3 separate regions of the Mus musculus genome follow, and regions 1 and 2 are each linked to region 3. Evidence: chromatin loops called from intact Hi-C (ENCODE). Cell type or tissue: heart. All regions are shown on one strand.

Region 1 (8,000 bases), 100 kb before region 3:
GGAAGACGTTCCTGAAGGAGGAAGTCAGCATACCACAGGAATATTTGCACTTCATGCCTAGGGCTTCACAATAGCAGAAACAAAAACAAAAACCAACAAATGAAAACAAACAAACAAACAAACAAACAAAACCAGAAACCATTCAACAGCTGAGGGGATAGAGAAAATGGTATTTTATTCAGTCCTAGCGGAAACCGCAGCATTTACAGGAACTGGAAATCATTGTTAAGCAAAAGAAGCCAGACTCAGAAAGACCAATTCCCCAGGGTCCTCTCAAATGTAAACTACAGATTTAAAGTGGGGTGGGGCCACTGGAAGTAGAAAGCATACAGTGAAAAGGAAGGAAGAGCTCTTAAGTGAGAGTGGACAGTAAAAGGCAGGAAAGGACGAGATAAATGCGCGGGACAGGAAATCTGAAGGGAGCTTCTGAGGGAGAAAGGGGAGCAGCAGGAGGGCGCGGGGAAGCTAGGGACAGGGTGTCGGGCAGTGGGGTAATGCTGAACAGGAACAAGTGCAATGAGTTATAGGCGTGAAAACATCATGGTAAAACCCACTACTTTGTATATCAAAAAGGGAAAGCAGTTGGGTATGGTGGCACAGGGAAGGAAGGCAGGGACGGGAGGAGCTCTGTGAATTTGAAGCCAACATGGTTGTGAGCTCTGAGACAGCCAGTACTACATAGACTCTGACTCAAAAACAAACAAAGCAGCCGGGGCGTTGGTGGCACACGCCTTTAATCCCAACACTCAGGAGGCAGAGACAGGCGGATTTCTGAGTTCGAGGACAGCCTGTCTACAAAGTGAGTTCCAGGACCTCCAAAAAACCAAAACAAAACATGAACAACAAACAAGCAATCAGACCCATACACATAAACACGAAGAAAATCTTATTGGAATAAACACAGCAAGAACTGTTTGTTTATGCGTTTCATATGATTACTTTTGAGGTGCGATAATGAAGTTGAAGAATTGTGATAGAGATACCTTAAAAAAAAAAAAAACACCTAAAATACTTTCTTATTATTGGACCTTAGCAGGAACTCTACTGATGTTTACTGCAAACTTGTACTTTAACACTGAGTTAAATTCTCAATCCCTTGGGGAAAATTATTTCAATAGAACATAATGTAACAATGAAGATTAATTAAGAATAGCCATTAACGTCCCAAACATGAGGGAAAACTCATAAGTTGAGTGCAAAACAAAGCAAGTTGCAGAAAAGTCTTGAATGATACTTTTCTAAGCAATACTTAGTACATTGTTTAGGGACACAATGAAGCCGTGTAGCTAGGCATGGGAATTAACTATGACCTTTACAAAATGCTTACTTTGCAGGGAATGGAAGAAATAAAGAATGGGGGAGAAAGACAAAGAGAAATTCAACCATATTTGTAGCATTTTATTTCACAAGTGGCTGGCTGTAAATTCACGCTTGTGAAATCAGAGATATTTCAGAAAAAGTGAAACTCTGTATAATTGTTGAGCCCCTACTGTTCCAGTTTTAATGTGGTTTTAACCTTGGATTTTACCTAGTATGTAGGACATCTATATATATATATATACACTGTTCAGGTCCTTTTTATAAGAGTGTCAGGGTGGTGGGGCATTGTGGCCAAAGTCCAGCTTCTCTACCCATCAGCCCAGTGCCCTTTGCACAAAGGCACCAAAGTGAGCATGCCCAGATGGGAGCTTCCTTCACTTCCAGTGCCTCACAAAGGGCACAACAACTGGGTCACACTTTTACCTTCCCTTTCCTTTTAAAACAGTCTCCCTGTGTAGCCCATGCTGGAATTGACTTTGTGGTTCTCCATCTCCAGCTTCTATAGCTCTAGAGTTACAGTTTGTACCAACACAGCCACTTCTCAGGCTGCAGCCCTTACCTCCCTGCGGTGCCGCAAATGTACCCATCTGTGGGGCTAAGAGAAGCAGCTTCCTTCAGCAGACTAATATGTTGGATTTTTTTTTTCCTTGCTCTTTGCCAAGGGTGAAGGTTGAACTTGAGTTATCCTTGATATCTTCCCTGAGCTTAGGTGAGAGTGGTTGTCATTTGGGACAGTGCGCTGGATGTTGTTTCTTCATTTCATTGTGGTTTTATGTTCTAACAGGACAACTTGTCACAGAGATAAAAACTAATATAATAGATAGATTCATTCTCAGGGACGTTCACTGATGAGTAACTCTACGATTAGGGTTAGGGATATGAACCTTTTTCTTTTCTGTTTTGTTGTTGTTGCTGTTTTGTTTTTTTCAAGACCAAATTTCTCTGTGTAACAAGCCCTGGCTGTCTTCAAACTCACAGAGATCTGTGCTTTTTTAATTATACTGTACATGTGATTCTTATAACTACCAAAATTTGGAAACACTTGATGTACATACGTGTTTTGCCTGCATGTTTATGTGTTTACCATATATACACATGCATGCTTGATGCTCATGGAGACCGGGAGAATGTCAGATGCCCTGGTCTTGGAGTCACAGATAGTTGTGAGACACCATGAACGTGCTAGAAACAGAATCGATATCTTCTGCAAGAGCAGCCAGTGCTCTGAGCTACTGAGCTATCTCTCCAGCCACTTCGAAATACTTCTTTACTGAGGAGAGCTTCTTTACTGAAGAGAGAGAGAGAGAGAGAGAGAGAGAGAGAGAGAGAGAGAGAGAGAGAGAAACATGGAAATGAGTCTGGACATGGTGATTCATACTATTATTCCAGCATTCATGAAGCTGAGGCAGGAGGATGGTGAGTTGAGTTCAGTCTAGATTACATAGCAAAACTCTGTCAACATAAATATTTGTCAGAAATAAAAGCATCCATGAAGTGTATAGTTACCTTAATATAACAAAAAGTATACCTTAGAAGGAGTTGTGTTTTTTAAGAAAGAAGATTTTAGCTGGGCATGGTGGCACACGCCTTTAATCCTAGCACTTGAGAGGCAGAGGCAGGCAAATTTCTGAGTTCGAGGCCAGCATGGTCTAGAAAGTGAGTGCCAGGACAGCCAGGGCTATACAGAGAAACCCTGTCTCAAAAAACCAAAAAAAAAAAAAAAAAAAAAAAAAAAAAGACTTTAAGTATCAATTAGAATTAGACTTTTTCCTCACTTTATTTACTCATGAAATTGGCTGAAAAGTAATAGAAATGGAAAAACAAAAACAAAAAACAAGTTGCGGAGGCTTCTGAAATACTAACTAGACCAGGAGTGAGATGATCTTGGGCAGAGGGCAGAAGAACATGGTATCCAAGAGATTCTGAGGCCTTGTCTATAAAGTCTGAGCGCCACTGGTCTTTCTTTTTAAAGTTCTCTTTCAACCTTATAGTGAGGAAATTCATCTTTCTTAAAACTTGTCTGTATTTATTTATCCATTAGCATAACTTTAGAGTATATGGATTCAACCTGACTTTATTATTATTTAGCATATTCTTTAATGTAGAGATGGTAGATTTTTTTTTTTTTATTTAGGAAATCGGCTAGCTTTTCGTTAATTTATTTACATTTTCTTTTTTTTTTATTTGCATGAGGTGGCTAGTTAACTTTATACAGTATAGATATTTTAATGCTCTTCTTGCTCTAATGTAATGGGTTCATTAAAAATGTGTACAATCTAGAGTAAAAACAACCAAAGGCCTAGGAGAAAGCAAGAAAAGAGGCACTGAGAATGCTGATTTTTTTTTTTCTATAAACATTATGTGGGAAAAAGGAAGGGATGCTGATAGTTAACACACAAGTTGTTTCTGGTGTCTCAGGGGCAGTCAGCTGGCACTCAAATGTTCTCTTCCAGTGCTGGTTAACCGGCACCTCCTTGGCTGGACTCCTCAACATCCTTGTGTTTAGGGAGAAAGAAGTCTGATTGGTGTCATGGATGATTAACCGCTAATTTAGCTCCCAAGTGTGAATGAAAAAGGGTACTAAGATCTCAGAGGTGATGTGAGATACAGGAGGGGTCACGCTGTTTTAATTTAGTGCACGGTTGAACTCAAAAATTTGGATCAGATAGAAAGAAATGTTTCTCCCTCCTTTTCGACCCCCACCCCCACCCCCATTTCTTTCCTCTGTTTGCAAAGCTCTCAGTGCCCTTGCCCTTAAGAACAGCGAAGAGTCATTTGACACGTCTGAAAGCTGGAGGCGAGTTTTACTTTTCAGGTCATCCAATTTAGGAGATCCAATTTCTGCGGAGGGGAGAAAAAAACTGGGTGGGGGAGGGAAACAGCAGACTCCTGGTCTTCCGATCTGTCTACCTTCAATACACAACCTGACATGCAGATCCAGCCAAGTCAGGGCTTTTACTTGAACCTCCACTACCAGCCCCAGCAGCAGCAGCACAACCTTGTCACTCATTCCAGAGAAACACGCCCCATTCCTCTTGACCAATAATGGCTCCACTGCCTGCATAGTAATGAGCTCGAGACCTCCCCTGACCAATAGCGCTCCCGGAGCGGGGTTAGTTTTGCATGTACCTAAATGATTTGCATAACCCGGCGGCCAGGGGCTCCCGAGGCGAGCGTGCAACCCTAGAAGGGAAAAGGACGCGCGGAGCGGGAGCCGCCTCGGGGAGAGCGCGGACAACCAGGGTGTTTGTGAGAGCTGGGGCGGGGGTTGGGACGCCTGGCCGGCATGGCTGGAGGCTGCGCTCCGCAACCTTGAGGAGCTGTGCGGCTGGAGGAGGCCCGGGACAGGAGGCGGCGGCGATGGCAGCGCGCGGCCCGGGCAGCCGCTCTGGGCCGGGTCGGCTGGCCTGAGCCGCGGGGCTGCCGGTGCGCGTCCATGGAGCAGCGGGAAGGGAGAAACTGCGGAGCGCCGCGTCCTAACGCTCCGGCGGCAGACTGCTGAAGGAAGCGAGCGCACGCGGACCGCCGAGGGACGGCGCCCGGGCCCCGAGCCCCGCAGGCCGGCTGCCCCTGGTGCGGCGCGGTGCGGCGGAGGGCAGCGGAGGCGAGTCGAGCGAGAGGAGCCGCGGGAGAGGCGGGCGCGGGCGGCGGCCGCAGCAATGCCGGGCCCGCTGCGGCTGCTCTGCTTCTTCGCCCTGGGGCTGCTCGGCTCGGCCGGGCCCAGCGGCGCGGCGCCACCTCTCTGCGCTGCGCCCTGCAGCTGCGACGGCGACCGTCGGGTGGACTGCTCCGGGAAGGGGTTGACGGCGGTACCGGAGGGGCTCAGCGCCTTCACCCAAGCACTGTGAGTGCGGGCGACCGGGCTGCGGGTTGAGGGACCCGCGGGCGCTGCGGGGCGGAGCCAGGGCTCGACCCCAGCCCCCAACCCCAGCGCCCTGGGGGTGCACGAATCACCTGTGTGTGTGTGTGTGTGTGTGTGTGTGTTGGAGGGTCAGGGGGATTGGCCCCCTTTCCCGTATGCTGGCCTCTCCAGACTTAGCCACTTTGAATCTGAACCTCTAGGAGCTTTTTCTTTTTGCAGCTTTTTTTTGGGGGGGGGGGTGCAATTACTACCTCCTACCCCCCACCCCCCACCTCAAATCGCAAGTGCATTTAGGGCCAGGAGGGAGGATGCTGGAAACGCTTGCCCTTGGCAGCCTTTCACGTGACCTCTTCCCCCATGCGGCCCCCTGTTCGGCTGGCAAAACTTTGGCCACGGATGAGGGCGCCTAGAACTTGGCCTGCGTTTGCCGACCAGGCACGTTCCATGGGGAAGCACCTGAATACCCCCAGGGTTCCCGCAGGCGGAGTGAAGAAACACCTGTACCTAAGAAGGGGAATCGCTTTCCAGTTTGGCCCCGTCCTGCCTGTGCAGTGTGACACCTTAGCTCAGATCCACTCGGGACTCATTACCACGAGCAGAGCCCAGGGAGGAGGAGAAGGATTCGGCCTACCCTGGGCGGGGATCCTTAGTGAATAAGGCATTTAAAAGAAGGAATGCTGACCTGAGGTAGAGAATGTTGGGAGAGAAAGTTCTAGAGCATGTGATCAGTGCAGTCTGTAAGGTGGGCAACCGTTTTCCGCCTGTACCTTCAGCAGAGCCTTTCGTGTGAGCTGCCTGTGGTCAGGAAGAGTAGCATAGATGGTTCTGACCCTCCCCACCTCCTTCCCCAGAGACCCAGAGAGCCTTTAGCATCTCAGGGAAGAGGGGGAATCTGAAATAGGTGTTGGAGGTGATGTTGGCAAATGCCACCCGTAGAAAAAGAATGGGGTAATTGAGCGGAGGGCAGCTTGTATGGCCCTTTCAGCCTTCTCGTGTTGTGTGGCCTATTGCATGATTAAATCAGGAGCAGTCAAAGACCTGCTAGAGAGGAAGGGGCCCCGAGAGGCCCTCTGGCAAAGGAAACTTCCTTTTTACCTTCAAGCTATCAAAAGAGACCTCTTAGGCGTAGCTTTAAAGGAATAACAGATCGTGTGAAGGGAAAACTCCCTTTTAGGCAAGCTGGGGCATCACTGTATTTCCAGGTGGGTGGTGCCGAGGCATTCGGCTGGCCCTCTCAGGTTGGGGATGTGGAGAACTGAGACCCTTGGCTTTGCACCCTAGTCTCAGATTTTGGCCCAGTCTTAGGTGTTGTTGATGCCTGGAAAGACCCTTTCTTTCGAAATGATATTTGACTTTTCACCAAACCATGTGAAGCGATTTGCTCATAGAGGTCTATTAAATCTGAGCAGGGCTGGCAGGTGAGGAGCTAGGGTTTTCCTGTTTCTTGAAACTCTTTGGAAATAGAGAATTCAGGCAGAAAGAGAACTGACTTTACCAGAACCACATAGAATTATGGTTATTATTATTATTTTTAAGAGTATTAGAGTTTGAGGAGTGTGCTAACCAAGGTCTTTTCAGATGAGTTATATTATTAGTTAAAAAGTTAGGATTTCACTGTTTAGTTTATTTGTAAAGATTTGTAAAGACTAACGAATAGTCTTGCCCCATAAGGCAAAGGGCCTGTTTGATGCGGTACCTAATGTCACGTTTTTATGGGAACAAGCTTCTCTAAGAAAGAGAGCATCACACAACCTGTAGATCTCACTGGAGACCATGAAACACCCTATCTTCAAGGTCCAGCCTTAGGGGAGTTACTACCCATAGCTTGTGGAATGGGTAGATAACATTTTCCTGGACTTTGGTGGTGGTCAAATGTGAGCCGATCTCTTTGTGATCAATAGGCAGAGTGAGGTCACATTCTGAGACCTCATTTTCCCCGGATACCCTGATCTCCCCTTCAGAAGGATGTTTTATATATGACCACTCTATCTTTAAGGGGTTTCAAGGACCGTATGTTTTCCTGTAACATGAGGGAACCAGTGGCTCTCTATAGAGCTTTGTCTGAGGAGGGGCAAGGGCTCAGGCCTGCACTATTTGCTGTCACAGTGGAACTTAGAATCCCCAAGGGATTTATTCCATTCTGAGGAACCATTGCAGCGTTCGTGAGCCACGGTTTACTCGGAGATCGAGTCCACAAGTCTCTAGGCCCTTGGTTATGTCCTAATTTCTGCATTTCACCATTGGTGAGATTACAGAAGCAAAAACAGAAGCTTTAAGATGAGACCATAGTGTTCAGAGTTCTTTCTCATTGCTCAATGATTCGTCCAGTGATGGGACTTTCTCCAGCCACTGAGATGTGTGCATAGTTCACCTTGGAGACCATAGGGTCAACAGAGAACAGGGATTTTATTTGACTCAGAGCATAGAGCCTGGTACAATGGGGAAACTTACAACTTCTGGGGTGAATAAGCTCATAGGAGCACACTAATACATACTCTCACAAGACTACTCTAAAGAGCTTCCGATCTAGACACCAAGCCCAGGGGGGTTGCTAAACTTGGCATCTTCCCATTTAGCCTTTTGTCCAGAATTGAGAAGGCCCAGAGAGAACACTCCTGCTGTTCCTACCTTAGGCTGGTTTAAACTTGTTCAGCCAAACTCTCTATTTCCTGCTGATTGCTACCTTATCAGACTTGGGGGGACAGAAGCAGATGTAATCCCCAGTATCTTTCACGAGGCTTCTGTAGTCATAGCACTATGAGTGATTGTGTTTTGGAATAACTATTTTGAATTCTGTGCCACAATGTATATGGGTCTA
Region 2 (8,000 bases), 190 kb after region 3:
TCTGTAACCTGTGGAGGCCTTGAATTTATGAATCTTCTGCTTCTGCCTCCTGAACATCTGGGAGTACAAGCCTATACCACCAGACTCAGGTGTGTGTGTGTGTGTGTGTGTGTGTGTGTGTGTGTGTGTGTCCTCCTATGAATGGAAATAGCAAAACCTTGAAAACTTTGTGCCTTCATGGCCAACAGGCCGGAGTACTGAGAGAGCCAGGCCCTTCTTCCCTATCACTCTGTAGATGAGGAAAGTCAGGGTTAGAGGGGAAGCAACGGCCAGTTACACAGCTTGTTGATGATTTTTTTTTCTTTTTCTAGAGTGCAAAACTCTAAGGGCCAAACCCATTTCCTACTTTCCATTTTGAGTCTTTCCAAGATCAGAATCGGCTATGAGGTAGGACTTGTTAGAACACAGGACAACCTCTGCTCTTTTTGGCATTTCCATGGGATCAGGTCTCTGCTTCTGCACCCTTTGATCATGTTTATTTGGCATTTTACAAATCAAGAAATACATAGGATTTTAGAGGATGTGGTTATGATTTTAGTTCGCCTTCTCAGAGACACTCTATGTGAGACGTGACTTGCTGGAAATTTGGGACCGATGTGTTCAAATCCTTGGATACTGGCAACCAGAGGAGCTTTAAACTTGATTAAGTTCTACGGAGTTAGCAAAGACAATGGTTATCAAAGGCTATGGTTATCCTTGTGAATGGTGAATGTCTTATAGTCCACCAGTCAACCTTCCCTACATTTCTAGGTTGTAGCTTGTATTGCCTCTAGTCAAGACAGTGCCTTAATGTTGTGATCTTGAAAGCATAACTTGTAGCCATTCTGTGTCTTAGAGGCTTGTTCAGGCTGAGCAACATACCCAGAATTTATTCCTTAATAAAGAATGATAGGATACTATAAACCTGGCTGCCCTGCTTGTATAGGCAAGTGAAGAAATGCTGGGTACATTGGTGTCTTCTTAAGTGAATTATGCAGAGTGCTCTTGGTTAGGGAGCCAATAGCAACATGACAGTCTCTTTAGTGGTATGAGAAGCAGGACCAATTTTCCTGGAATCTCTATTCTTAAAGCCAACTTCATCATAAGAGTCTTGGAGATGAATGGGAAGAAAATTGTAGCTATACTGAGACTGTAACTGCCAATCACTGAGCCAGTTTGTCTATGATGAGCCGATGATGAGATAATGACGGATCCCTTTTTACCCAGTTATTTTTTTTTCACTGTTCAAGGTTAGTTTGGTGTTATCATTGGCATGACACTTGAGTGGTTGGTTCTATCATTCATATGCAGATCTTACATTTCACATAATATTGCAATGCACACTACAGACACATATAATACATAAAATATCCTGTAGAACATTTATGCACAAGATATGCATAATGGATGTACACACTGGAGCCAGGTTATGACTAACTGGGAACTCATTGGCCTAGGCACGTTTGGTGAGGGTGTGCAGGGCAGCAATGCAGCAGGCTCACAGGGTAATTGAAGCCTGCACAGTTGGCAGTGTGTCTTGGAGATAGTGGGACTGTCACACTAACCAGACACTAGACAAGCACCACTTGACAGCAGGGCAGAGCTGTGGGAACTGAGATGTTTCCCCACACCGCCTCAACACCATCGTACTAACCACAGCTCAGACGAGAAGGGTGTGGTCTCCCTAGAAACCCTGCTGCAGCCTGGGCACTGGGAAGACTTTAGAACTGCAGCTCCTTCTGGATTCCCCAGAGGGCGTCTTCACTCTTCTTCAGGCGGGCTTCTTCCTCGGGAGTCAGTGTCACCTTCACAACGTCCGAGATTCTATTTTGTCCCAGGATACAATGGGACACTGAGGAAGACATCATCATTGATTCCATAGAGACCCTTAATCATGGTGGAAATGGGATGTACCCGCCTAAGGTTCTTCATTATGCTCTCGGCCAAGTCTGCCACAGAGAGGCCAATGGTCCAGGATGTGTAACCTTTCAGCTTAATCACCTCATACACACTGTCAACGACCTGCTTATGAACATCCTTCCACTGTTCCTTATCTGCATCAATGCCCAATTCTGGGTTCAGAGACTTTAGAGAGATGCCGGCAATGTTCACACCACTCCACACAGGCACACTAGAGTCGCCATGTTCTCCCAGGACCCAGCCGTGACAGCTCAGCAGGTGAACCCTCAGCCTTTCTCCCATCAAGTAACAGAACCGAGCTGAATCCAGACTGCAACCACTTCCAATAAGTCAGCTTTTGGGAAAGCCACCGATTTTCCGAGCCACAAAGGTCAAGATATCCACTGGATTTGAGACAACCAGTAGCTTGCAGTGTGGACTGTACTTCACATTGTTCGGAATGATGAACTTGAAGATGTTCACGTTTCTCTGTACCAGATTAAGTCAGCTCTCTCCCTCTTGCTGATGGCCCCCGCTGTGATGACCAGCTTGGAGTTTTCAACTACACAATAGTCTTTGCTGGAGATAATTTTTGGTATTTTAAGGAAGAGGCTGCCATGCTGGAGATCCATCATCTCTCCCTTTGGTTTCCATGACGTCAACAAGGGCAAGCTCATCTGCCAAGTCCTTCGTTAAGATACTGATGGCACAAGCCATGCCAACAGTACCAACCCTCAACAACTGTAATCTTGTTCTGGAGGACCTGTTCTTCCTTAAGAAGATTCACAATCAGCTGGTCCTTGAGGGTTGCCACCATCTTGGACTTTGAATCTTTTGAGACCGCTAGTGCACGATGGGGGGGGGGGGGGGTGACGGGCGAGCAGAAGCAGCGTGGCTCAGCGACAGTGGCTCCAGCACCTTTCCCCAGTTATTATTTGATAGGATTTATCATCCAAACTGGGCCGTGCCACTCTTATTCCTGGTACAGAGTCAGTAGAAAAACTACTTCAGTACATGACCCAGCACATTGCTTGCTTTATATCCAGAGTCTACAAAAACCACTCCCGTCTATCCTTTAACCAAGGGCTTACTTGTCGTATTTCACAGATAAAGAAACTGAGTTATAAAAAGCAGGTGGCAGGGTCAAAGCTTGAGTGCAGTCTTCAGTCTCTATCCAGCTTTTTCCTCTCAACCCAGCCCAGGCCATCTGGGAGAGGCAGGAACTCTAATGAAATCTGACTGCTGGCCTTGGGTGTTGGACTCCTTCAGTATGTCTGGAAACAAGGAGGAAACTTACTGACTGGAGCTTCCTACATCAATACTGAATTGACACAGAGAGCTAACTGATAGTGTGTTCCAGTAGCAGAAAGAGGAAATGCATGAGGCAGCTCGATTGTAATTAAGAATGAGTGGAAAACAGGAAAACAAATGGTCTCACAGGCAGGCCAAATATGGTGTTGCTTGGATGAGTTCCTTCCTGCTCTTGGCAAAGTAGTTACCATTCATGCCTCAGAAGGCGCTCAAGATGTCCAGCGCTCCTGGAGGCTCTAACAGTGGGTTCATTGAACAGTTCAACAGTCTGTGGACTGTAGTACGCAAAGCACTGGATAGAGGGGGGCTAGGAGGAGCAGAAGCAGAAATGAATGTAGTAGGCTCCCTGCTTTTGATTTGCTTCTGGCCTCATGGGAAAGACTGTTCTGGTAAACAACTTCTTGGAACATGAGGCAGAATGAAGTAAGCGCCATAACTGAGGGAAAAAGTAAGATCCCCGAGAGCCAGCGGCCAGAGAATGCTTTCCAACAGGGATAATGGAAGCTTCAGGTGGGGAAGAGATTTATTGCAGGCCTCGAAGGACAGTGGAATTTATCTGGAAGAGAACAGGGGGAAAATTCTGGGCTCAAGGCCTAGAGATCACAGGCTTATTTCATATGTTCTAGTTTATTAGGGGACCATGGTAGGGTGAGCAAGCTGTGATCAGCTGGAGCCAAGAGAGGGCCAGGCACAAAGAAGAACAATGGAGAGGTGGCTTTCATGGGCTTATGTTCAGGAACTAGGGAGGAGTTGGCTCTATTCTACTACTCAATTCTCCTTACTGAATCCTTAATGGGAATAGAATTGAATAGAAGCAAATTGGGAAATTAATTAGATCTCTGAGTACCTAGTAAACCTCAGCAGAGGTCTAGGATGAATGCTGACAAGATCAAAGACTAACTTGATTTTAAAATTATACAACAGTGCTCGACTCTTAATCTCTCTGACAAGCTCAGTTCTGTACATAGGCAAAGAATAGCTTGCTCAGGCATGCATATGGAAATATGATATGGATATTCCTCCTGGATTACATTCCTAGCTGTGTGGAGACGTTAAAGGTACAGAAACACAGGTACCTTTAACGAAGTGATCTGATACCAAAGAAAATGTGACATGAACAGTGGTCCAGAAATTTGAGTAATCACAAAGGGTGTTGTGGAAGGGATGGTAGAGGTTTTCATAGCATCAAGAGGGGTTGGAAGCTTCCTGCCTCTATAGACAACAGCGCACAGGAATCCAGAAGCAGATCCAAGAGACACAGCTTATAACAAAGTCTGTAGCTAATAAGGTTAGCAGGGTATATGAGGCAGAAAATGGTAACTGGTAACAGGGCCAAAAAGTTAGTGGGAAATAAAGATCAGGAAAGATGGGAGAAGGAACTCCAGTTCCAGAGGATTCAACTCCCCCTTCTGCTTTCTTAGTGCTCTCTTGAGATCTCATCCTTGGTAAATCTCAGACAATGGCACTTGTATGCAGCAGATCTGGTAGTAACCGGTGTGGGAGTTTGGGAGGAGATGTATCTGCAGCTGTTGGAAGTAGAGTGGGAAGAGGATCTTCAGGTTTTCCTGCTCCCAACTCTTATTAGTAGCAAGAGTGCTTTGCCATTTTATGTGCTATTGTTTATTTGACAGGCATGGTAGCACATGATTGTAACCAATCCTGGACTGCCACAACCAACAAACTAAATAGATTATGCCTTTTAAAGAAGGGGTTTCCCAGAAGTTCGGAATCCCAAGATACAATCCACAGACCACATGAAGCTCAAGAAGAAAGAAGACTACAGTGTGGATACTTCCATCCTTCTTACAAGGGGGATCAAAATACCCATTGGAGGAAATACAGAGACAAAGTTTGGGGCAGAAACTGAAGGAAAGGTCATACATACAGTGACTGTCCCACCTGGGGATCCATCCCATATACAGTTACCAAACCCAGACACTATTGTGAATGCCAACAAGTGCTTACTGACAGGAGCTTGATATAGCTGTCTCCTGAGAGGCTCTGCCAGTGCCTGACAAATAGAGAAGTGGATGCTTAGAGCCACCCATTGGACAAAGCACAGGGTCTCCAATGGAGGAGCTAGAGAAAGAACCCAAGGAGCTTAAAGGATTTGTAGCCCCATAGGAGGAAAAAACAATATGAACCAACCAGTACCCCCAGAGCTCTCAGGGACTTAAACTACCAACCAAAGGGTACACATGGAGGGACCCATATCTCCAGTGACATATGTAGCAGAGGATGACCTTGTGGGACATCAATGAGAGGAGAAGCCCTTGGTCTTGTGAAGGCTCAATGCCCCAGTGTAGGGGAATGTCAGGATAGGGAAGCGGGAGTGGGTGGGTTAGTGAGTAGGGGAGGGGGGAGGGGGGTTTCAGAGGGGAAATAAGGAAAGGTGAAAAATTTTGCAATGTAAATAAAGAAAACATCTAATAAAAAAGAAGGGTTTTGATGATTTGAACTGTTGGAAAACTATTTATTTTTGTGTATATGTATGTGTGTGTGCTCCAGTGAGTTCACGCACATCGAATGTACTCATTGCCTGTATAGGCAGAAGGGAGTTTTGAAACCCCTGGAACTGGAGTGGCAGATGGTTCTGAGCTGCCACCTGGGTGCTGAGGACTGAACCTGGGTCCTCTGGAAGAGCAGCAAGTGCTCTTAACTACTGAGCCAACTTTCCAGCCCTTTGAAAACTCTTTGTATGGAAAAAAAAAAAACAAACCTGTATTGAAACCAGCAAACAAGATGTTTAATTTCAAGTCTAGCTATATGAACTTCAATGGTAGTATTTGTGCAATTTTAATGTGATTACTAGTCACAATTTGTTAAATTAGATGTTATGTATGTATTTGTATACACATATCTTATAAGATACTGCTGAGTTTCTCACATTAGGCATAGATAGTAGGCTGATTTCACTCAAAATCACTGTACAGCTGAAGATGATTTTGAACCTCTGATTTTCTTGCCTCCGTATCACAAGTGCTGGCATTACAGGAATGGGCATTGGTGTCCAGATTATGTTCTATGGGGATCAAATGCAAGGTTTCCTAAGTGCGAGGGAAGCATGCTATGTTACAGCCTTCACCTCTCAAAATCATGTGGAGAATTGTTCTAAACCAATAAAAAACCTTCTAGAAAACAATGAATTTTCTCTAAGCATTTGATTGGTTTTAGAAGATCTAACAGAGATGGCCTTAGGTGACCCTTGTGAACAGAATAATAAGCATTCCTTTTTATTAAGCATGTGGTGTGTGCCAGGTGTTATCTTGCTGAATCCTTAAGTGGGGGCATAATTACTCTAATTTTATGGTGGAGGGATCTTAACCTTTAGATTGTTAAACCTTTTATGCAAATGTTTCTGGTTCTAAATGCAAGGGTGAACACTGGCAACATTTGATGGTTGGAATAGTTTTAGAGTTTTGGAGCTGCAGCTTAGAATTACCTCGAAACTCTTCCCTTCCTGTGATGCCAAGTGAAGAATGAATGGACCACTGCTTATTAGAAAAGTGAGTCTCAGAAGGTTTGGGCAGGTAAGAATAGTTTCAGCACCCCTTCTACCTCAGGAATAGAGGACAATTTTGGGCCAGTGCTGGAGGATGGTCACTCCATGGAGCCCTGGTGTGAATTTCCAGCTCTTCCAGTACCTCTGGCTCCAACATTTATCTGGCAAGAATCTTGTTTTCCTTCCAGCAGAGCTGGGCTGGAGCTTTGTGATAGTATTTGACTTAAGCAAGTTTCCACATGAGCCTCTGTTCTAGTGTTGGAACAAAGCGATGATGGGGGAGGCCCAGCTTGGAAGGAGTCAGGCAGAGACTGATGCCTTGTGTCTTGTTAAACACCATTCCCCTCCAGGTGTGTACTTTTCTCCAACAGTCAAACTCTCAACACAAGTCTGGGCTTCCCTCTCCCCGCTAATGCAAATATTGTCAATAGAGGGAAAGAAAAAAAAAGTTGATAGTCGCGATCTGAGAACCTCTGCTTTTAGGTGGAGGATCAAGAGCCCTTCACTTTGCCAAACATTATTTGAATTTTGTAGAGCAAACACTGGAGTTTAAGTTACATCCCACATTCAATATTTGGCAAAGGTGATTTCTCCCACTTGATATACTTGTTAATTGCTTTGAGATGAAGTGAGAGACACAATCAAAGTATCTTAAGTATTTTAAAGTATTTCACCTCTTTTGTTTTTTTAAACTAGTAAAGAGGCAGGTCTATGGAAGTAAGGGGGTTGCTTTGGATTCACATAACTTGCATTGTAGTGATTCAACGGTATTGACTGCAATTCTGTTTTTGTTCACGTTAATATCCAACAAACTGAGCTGTTTGTTTTGGATCAGCTTGCAAATACAACTCAAGAACTGATCCACTAATAACAAATAGTGTCACTAAATATTTGGACACCGTATACTAGTGTCTGTCACAATGAGATGGATGGTGTAAACTCTGCAGTGTCCTGGCTTTGCATCTCAGCTGCACCACCTCTTTACAAAATGGGTATCCTAACGAGACTGTCCAGGGCCTCTGGTTAGTAAATCCTGAATGTATATCAGATAACATTACTGTTACCTGGAGACCCCAAGGAATGTCAGGCTTGGTTCTATGACTAACTAGCTCCTCCTGTCTTGTGTCCCAGTTTACTCATCTGTGAGAAAACGTTCTTACAGTTTTGCCATTCAAAGTAACATGAGGTTATTCAGGTGCTGTGCACGGGAGATGCTCACTTAACATTTCATAAAGGGTGGGTATTCATTGAGTGTCAACCGTGCCTGCCAAGTTTATTGTTTTCAAGAAGTTTACAGCATGTGTGGGAG
Region 3 (8,000 bases):
TCAAACAGGCATTACCTTCACATGTTTTCTGTGTCCATAAATTGAAAGGTTTTGTTCAAATGATTTATAAATCTAAAACCTGAAGATGGTTTTGAGAAGGATGTTAACAGCTGTTAGATTTTTTTTTTTAATAGCAGAACATTTGTTTTTGTTCATTGCACATTGCTCTGATGAAATCCCAGTGATTCCCCTCTCAGTGTTTGACAATCGCAGCACAGAGCACAGGGACACAGCAAAAGGCTGATTGCCACGTGGGTTTAAGTAGAGGTGACTGAGTAGTAAGTACCACTGAGCTTTTCATAGTATCCAAGGGATTTGATGGCTCTAAGTAATGTCCTCATCTGGACTGGCAATGTCCTAATGTCACTGGCTGCTCTGACATTTCCAAATTTGTTGAAGTTATCTATCATTCTGATTATACAGGAAGCACACTTGAGTCTTTTTTTTTTTTTTTTTTTTTTGCAATTGTAAGATAATAATGACTCAAAGCACTTAAATTGATTTTTTAGTGAGCTGTTGTATGAGAACTTCCATACATTGTTTGCATGCTGTAATTTAAAAAAACAACAAAACCATTCAGTAGCTCAGCTGCGGTGTGCTGTGGTTCAACGAGACACATACTAGGAGTGGGGGAGTCAAACCTTGTCCTATGTCTTTACATTTTCTAAATTTACTTGACTCTTACCTATAGGCTTCTGATGTGGAAGACTTAACACTGTGCTAAGTCAGTAGCAAACCCACTGCCATCTTAGTTATACTGGTTGAACAAAAACTTAAGCTAGATTGCAGTTTGATTAAACTGTACATACTGTGCATATGATGAAGTTTATCTTGTGTAAATTATTTTTAGAACACGAGTTGGGCAATGAGGCTTCTGTTCACTGTTTAATTAAAGCTACCTCCTAAACTCTAGTGGCTGCCAGTAGCACAATGGTTAATTGTGGTTTAGATACATGTTCTTGGTTTTGATTTTTTTTTTATCCTTGCCTTGTAAATAGTCTTGGTTGTACATTGTCAGTGGAATAAAAACAGAATCTTTGTATATCAAAATCACGTAGTTTGTATAAAATGTGGGAGGGATTTATTTACTGTGCTTGTAATTTTGTAAGGTCATCTATTTACAACATAAATATAATGTTTGTATATTTACACATCTGATAAATATTAAATCATAACTTGGTAAGAAAATCCCAATTAAAGGCTTTCTTCCTAAAATTCAAGTTATTGAAAACTGTTTTTTTTTTTGTTTTTTTTTTTTCCTTTAAGAAATAGATTGGGGGCTGGAAAGATGGCTCATCGGTTAAGAGCACTGGCTGCTTGCTCTTCTAGAGGTCCTGAGTTCAATTCCCAGCAACCATATGGTGGCTCACAACCATCTGTAATAAGATCTGATGCTCTCTTCTGGTGTTTGAAGACATAAAGACAGTGGCATTGAACTCATATAAATGAAATAAATAAATCTTTAAAAAAAAAAGAAAGAGAGAGAGAAAGAAAAGAAAGAAAGGAAGAGAAAGAAAGGAAGGGAGGAAGAAGAAAGAAAGAAAGAAAGAAAGAAAGAAAGAAAGAAAGAAAAGAAAGGGAGGAAGAAAGAAGAAAAGAAAAGAAAGAGAATAGGCCAGGTATGGTGGTTCATTCCTTTAATCCCAGCAGTTGTGAGGTAGGGAGAGACAGGTAGATCTCTTGAGTTCACCTCCAGCCTGGTCTACATAGTAAGTTTCAGAGCAGCTAGAGCTTTACAGAGAGATTGTGTCTCAAAAACACCCAACAAAACAAAGCAAAAACCCAAATAAAACAACAATAGAATATTAGGTAAAGTATGTGGTAAACTGTGCTAGACGTCTGATATTTAAACAAGAGTTTCTATAAAGCAATCTTGTATTTCTTATTTTATAGCTCGATGCATTACTGAGTGTACTTAGTATCACACAGTCAAATTAAAATTTGTAACTACCAAATATTAAAAGAAATGTTGAAAATAACCACTGGAAAACACAATTTTCATGCTATCTATAAAAGTCTAGGACACTATACTGAAATTTAGAAGTAAAGTTTTATCCCAAATCTAAACTATATAGTAAAAAACAAATTGTGATATTTAAGAGAATAGTAATCACTAGATCTTTACTGAAGGCAAGAATTTAACAATCTGCAAGATACTACATGCAGTGACTTTCCTAGATGCTTAAGAAAACCCTCATTTCTCAAATGAAAAGACAATTGATAAACCACAGCAAATTTCAGTAAATCCTTAAAACACTTACGAACCAAACCAGAAGCTAATTCTCTGTGTTTATTATTTTATGAGAGTGGGTGTATGGAGGTGTGCTCATGCCAGGTGGCAACTTGTCCTCCTCAGGGAGCCTATCTGCCTCATTTGGGACAGGTTCTCTCATTAGTCTGAAACTCACTGATTAGGCTAGACCATCTGATTAGCTAGAATGACTGGCCTGAGCTTGTGCCACCCCACTGCAATTTTATGTAGGTGCTGGAAATGGAACTCGGCTGCTCATGCTTCGAGGTAGGCAGTTTACTGACGGAATCATTCCCAACCCACCGCTTAGTCCATTCATCTTAGCTCTGGAGAGAGTAGTGAGTTTATGTTAAACTTGGAATGTTGGAAACTTTTATAGCAAAAAGCACGGTGTAATTACCTCACTTACACCTTTCACAAGTGTCCACGGCACACAATGAGCCTTTCATCTTCACCACATTCACTAAGCCCCTTCAGTCCTTCTGCCTCTTGCGTTATTTTGACGCAAGCTGAGACATATTTCATATGTTAATACTTAAGTATGTGCAGGAAGACATTTTTGAACCCATGTCATAAAATTGCCATAAGGATTACTGGCAAAGGAATTAGTTTTGTAATATAGTTAAATATTTTTTAAGCAAAAGTCACTCTTGCAGGGATTTTCCACGCCAATTAAAAAAAAACCCTCATATTATTAGATTGAAAATGAGTATTAAGAGGATACTGTTAGGTCCACACCCTGTAACTTAAGGGGAGAGTTAATGTATACATTTGTATAATCCTATCCATCTTGACTATTGTCTCAGTCCAAGTAATGAATAGTACTGTAAAAACAGACCACATTCAAACAGCCACAGCAGGCCATTTAACTGCCTTGTAGCCTTTAAGGCTTAATGCTCTTGGTGAACACACTGATCCTAGAGTATCAAGAACACTTTAATAAAACATGAAGAGGGTTAGGAAACTATATGATTTAACATTCCTACACTGAGAGGTTTATGATGGGGAACTCAATGTGGGATAGTGACAGAGTTCAAGATATGTCAGGTCCTGAGTGGAGCTGAGGATTAATGAATGACTATGATAGCAGGGTAGATTATTTTGGGGAGGATTAAATTAAGATCATTGCAGTTAAATAGCCTATGTAAGAATATTAAGAGGAAAACTACTGGTTCAAAGCCAGCTCCATTCCCTTCCCCAAAACCTTTAGGTTATTTTTTGGGGGAATGGAGGATCATTTTTCAAGTTCCTGTCTTTTTGAAGGTATAAGGTAGTCCAATGTCTCTGAGTTACTGACACCAAGGGTGTTTTCTGACAAAATATCTTAACCAGATATGCCAATACTGAATAACTGGAGTAAGTCACAACCATAAGCCTACTAAATCACGTTTCTTAGTTCATCGTACAGTTTTCTTCCAATGCCATTGTTTTTACTGGAAAAAAAAAAGAACAAAATAGTGCTAGCATGTCATTTATAGTCACTTTGCTTCGCTTTTGGTTGCTAGTATTTCTAACATATCTAACTGCGCTATGAAAATTCTACAGATACTCTCATTTCACTTGTGATTCTTACACTAATGTAATGTACATTAGCCAAAAGCTGCGTTTTTGTATGCAGTTTTGTGAGCATGAATAAGCAGCTCACTTTCAGTATCTGCCATCTTTTCCTTGCCGGCTTCAGTTAGATCCTCGGCCCCTAAAAGGAGAGTGCCAAGAAGTCCTAGAAAAATGCCTATTGCATCACAGTTCAAAATTTCATTTTAAAAAGAACGATGGATTTTAAGGTTGGCTCATGATTTGCTGCTCTGGTATGGACACGCTGGAGAGTGGACACAAATGCTTTGGAAGACTAGAAAGTTAACACAACCTGATAAAACCGATTGTGTTGCAGGGCAGCGGTGGCTCATGCCTTTAATCCCAGCACTTGGGAGGCAGAGGCAGGCGGATTTCTAAGTTTGAGGTAAGCCTGGTCTACATAGTGAGTTCCAGGACAGCCAGGGCTATACAGAGAAACCCTGCCTTGGCGACTGGGGGTCGGGGAACTGATTATGTTGACAGATGCTGCCCATACAGTGAGAAACTATGCCCACAGAGGATAAAGTTCTCTCCCTTAGACAAACAAAAACAAAAAAAACAACAACATAAATGAACTAAAAAATTCAATCACGAGTGCTAGATTTTTTTTTTTTTTTAGTGATCCTGAGCTTTTATGAGGAAGGGGGAATAACCATGGCTTCAGGCTTCTGCCTTTTCCTTTTAAAGGATCCGCTTTAGTGACACTGATAAGTGTCGTGCACCAAATGGCCTTCAACACCACAGCAAACACAGTACTCGGGACAGCATCAGGAATGGGCGGACGACTCGGGGAGACGCCAAGCTGAAGCTGTCAGTCAGGAACCTTCCTACCTGGACTGAGGAAGCCAAGCTCTTCCAGCCCAGACAAAGCCCCTTGCGGGCTACAAGCGTCGCTATGACAACACGGCCTAAAGCTGGCGCTGATTGGTCGGACGGCGCGCGCGGAGCCTGCTGGGAGAACGCGCCTTCGGCCTTGCTCGGGCCGTTTGAACTTGGCGGGCCTGATGCGGGCCGCTGGGCCGTGGCGGGCTGCCTCTCCGGCTCCGTGCACCCGTTACCTCGCCCGCTGCAAGCCGGGCTTCCGGCCCTCCTCGAGTTTTGTCGTCGACCTCTTAGTGGATTCCGGGGATCCAGGGCTGGAGGATGTGGCGCTGACCGAGTGCTTGTCGCCGCCGTCTCTGAGCTGCAGCAACTCCACCCTGTCCCTGTTGTCTCCCCTTGGCCACCAGAGCTTTCCGTTTGGCGCGGACGACAGTGAGGGGGAGGATGAAGAGGCCCTGGACGAAGATGCCCGTGAGTCCGAGAGCAAGGTGGAGAGCTTGGAAGGAATAGAGTTCCAGCAGCGCTCCAGGTAAACTCAAGGTTCGGCCCTCCCAGCACTTGTCAAGACTCCTTAGAGATGGCATTCAGAAGGCTTTGTTGTTACCCCGAGCCGCATAACCTCCTGTTTTCCAGCTCAAAGGCTGTGCAGCACTTGCATCCTAGGGTGCTGGGTAAATTCTTACAAATGGTCACTGATCTCCCATGATTCCTAGTTCCTTTTTCCTGAGATAGACGATTGCTGTCTCAGTTTCCATAGAAACTTACTGTACACAGTCGCAAGCACACAAAACTTGCTGCTAGGAGCCTTTAAAAGCCTCAAAAACCAGGTTGTCGACTCCAGAGCTCTTACCCATAAACTTAGCATCAAAATGTGTAGCTGGTGCTGGGTTGTAGGAAGTAGGTGCTTTAAATATAAAGAGCTGGGTACAGATGCCCAAAGGGTGCATGCATACTCTGCAGAGACAGGTTAACTGATCTGAGAGAGAACATTTAATGGAATAGTGAGTGTTCATCAAGGGGGTTAGTTAATAATGCCATCTTAATGTTTATTTACGTTGACTCATTCAGCAAACATTTACTATTTTGCCACATATTAGTGTAGGTAGAGATAAACAAGATATACAAGACTTCTATTATCAAGAAAGAAAAGCCCAAATCATTTCACAAAGAAAACTATATTAGAATACATATAGAAAGTCTACTTAGGCTAGAGAGAGCTCAGTGCTTAAGAGGGCTAACTGCTCTTGGAAAGGACCCAGGTTCGAGTCCAAGGACCTTCATCATCGGGTGGTTCACAACCACCAGTAACTCTAGTTCCAGAAAATCTGACACTGTCTCCTACTGACATCTGTATGCTTGCACTTGGTGCACATAAACTCATACCCAGTGCGTATATACTCATAAATAAAGATAAACCTTTTAAAAGGTGGGGATGCGAAGAATCTTTTTTTAAGGCCTGCCTCAAAGGCGTAGAGCTAGTACAGGCAGCCCGGGGCTTAGTACTCAGGTATCTCTTTAGGGCTTACATTTCTTTATATTATATACTTTTTACTATGGAAACTGGAACAAAGGGCCTGTCTCTGTAGGAATTTTTCTAAGACAGCTTCATTTTAGGATATATTCCTTATGGCAGCCTCAGGAAGCATTTACAAGTTTCTGATTGCCAGGCTGTGTCAGGCATAGTACAGAAGATTTAAGAAATTCCAGCTGGCAAGGCCGTGCTTTTTATATAAGTAGCAAGATAGCTCCCATTCAGTCTAAGGCACTCATTTAAGAATTAGTGAATCAAATAGGAGGTCACTCACATGGGAGGACATTTTTGTAAGGATGACAGGTGAAAGTTCACGTCGGTGAGGGTGGAAGTCACAGAGAGCAAGCTGCTTTTTCAGACTGCCAATAGCAGCAAGAAATAGGCCTTCCCTGGTTAGCCTGGTGGAATTTTGAACTAGAATTTTAGGAGTCTTTTCATAAGCACTTTTAGGACAGTGTGGATTTAACATATTTTAAAAGTAAATTTGAAGGCTTTGGTGAATACCTTCTAGTCAATATTCAAAAGACCCAAACAGTATGTCCTAGTTTAGCAGCGCGATGAATAAAGGCCAGCAGACTACAGCTCAGCCACTGAGACTTGCATTAGCTTCCAGGAGCCAAAACCGTAACCAGTAGGGAGCCTGCCAGGGAGGAACTAGGGCTACTTGGTTCTCATTCAAAGCCTGAGTAAGCTGATAGGACCTAGTTTTAGCCTGCTTTCACACATCAGTCCTTACTCAAAGGACTCGTTAAGACTACATCTGAAACAAATGATGCAGATTTATCAGGTTTTGTGGAGACTGAGGACAGGAGTTTTACTTTTAGGGCAAAGCTATAGACAGCATGGAGGCATGACACATTCATCAACCTGCAGTTCACCAAGCCAGACACATGAAGTCTGATCAGTTTGCTAAAGGAGGCACCAACTCAGGAGTGTGGATTTTATGCTGAAGGTAAACGCCTCACTGAGGAATGTTTGAGGTGATACAAGGATTCATTTAAGGGGTGAACCTGCATACAGCTGTTAAGAGTGGTTTGAAAGAAAGGGAAAAGACCATTTATTGTAAGGTTGGAGAAGAGAATGGCTTGAAAACAACCAGAAGGCTATAGATATGTTACTACATGTGGCTATTTGTATGTAAAATGTGGGATCACGCGGAGTTGAAAATGGAAGTCTCTGGTTTTGGTGACTGGTTAGGTGTAGGTACTCTTCACTAAGGATTGAAAGAGAAATGCACTTTTATTGGGAGGCTGGGATGGTGCTTAAATGATTGGATTTATTTTGTACTAACTTTAATAGCTGGATGGTTGGAAAGAAGTCTGGAACCCACGATAAAGGTCTGAGCTATATTGCTGATGTGGGACCAAGAAGAAGTAATGAGATTTCATGTAGAACAAGATAAGGTCATTCTGCAAGACTGAGAAAGAAGGAAGTATATAAATACTATATCAGCAGTGTCTCTCTCCTTCCAGAGTACAGATTCTACAATGGTGTGAAGAAATGAATAATAGCAGGAAAATGAGTAAACTTAATCTATGAAGTAGAGAAAATTACATAACACAGTTGATGAGGCCATTGTTTGCTAGAAGGAACAGTATAAGCACATAGAACTAAGGTCTATGATAAACCAGGTTTTAGGAGTGAGGGAGATGAAGAATGCTATCTAAGATAAACATTGGATTTATCATCATCATAGTTTTTTGTGTTTGTTTTTAGAGGAGGCTGTAGAGATGGCTCAGTGGTTAAGAACACACACTGCTGTTATGGAGGACATGATTTGAGTACCCAGCATCTACATCTGATGTTCACAACTGCCTTAAC

The links. Hi-C counts contacts between places; a loop is a spot of excess contacts. Peaks named below come from ENCODE experiments on the same cell type or tissue, not always from the same donor. Only the 100,000 strongest peaks of a DNase experiment are listed, where the experiment ranks them.
Region 1: a loop joins it to region 3, with 6 times the contacts of the local background. A loop is called at or near these places in 26 of 42 quality-filtered maps.
Region 2: a loop joins it to region 3, with 2.6 times the contacts of the local background. A loop is called at or near these places in 13 of 42 quality-filtered maps.

What each region holds. Positions count from the first base shown.
Region 1 is chr2:109,913,142-109,921,141 of GRCm38, forward strand. Lgr4 (leucine-rich repeat-containing G protein-coupled receptor 4) reads left to right here and starts at 4,506. Exons shown (of 18, transcript NM_172671.2): 1 at 4,506-5,164. The coding sequence starts at 4,980. It overlaps Platr8 (pluripotency associated transcript 8), which reads right to left and starts at 178. Exons shown (of 5, transcript NR_033473.1): 1 at 1-178. In heart, a CTCF peak has its summit at 4,471; DNase peaks (open chromatin) are centred at 4,450 and 5,775; H3K4me3 peaks cover 3,987 bases; H3K27ac peaks cover 3,765 bases.
Region 2 is chr2:110,207,472-110,215,471 of GRCm38, forward strand. It overlaps the pseudogene Gm13937. Among named protein-coding and RNA genes, the nearest start is that of Gm22997, 6.5 kb to the right of the region's middle. In heart, a CTCF peak has its summit at 3,417; DNase peaks (open chromatin) are centred at 3,300 and 3,440.
Region 3 is chr2:110,013,038-110,021,037 of GRCm38, forward strand. Lgr4 (leucine-rich repeat-containing G protein-coupled receptor 4) reads left to right here. Exons shown (of 18, transcript NM_172671.2): 18 at 1-1,220. Ccdc34 (coiled-coil domain containing 34) reads left to right here and starts at 4,780. Exons shown (of 6, transcript NM_026613.4): 1 at 4,780-5,177. The coding sequence starts at 4,831. In heart, a CTCF peak has its summit at 4,722; a DNase peak (open chromatin) is centred at 4,754; H3K4me3 peaks cover 2,241 bases; H3K27ac peaks cover 1,278 bases.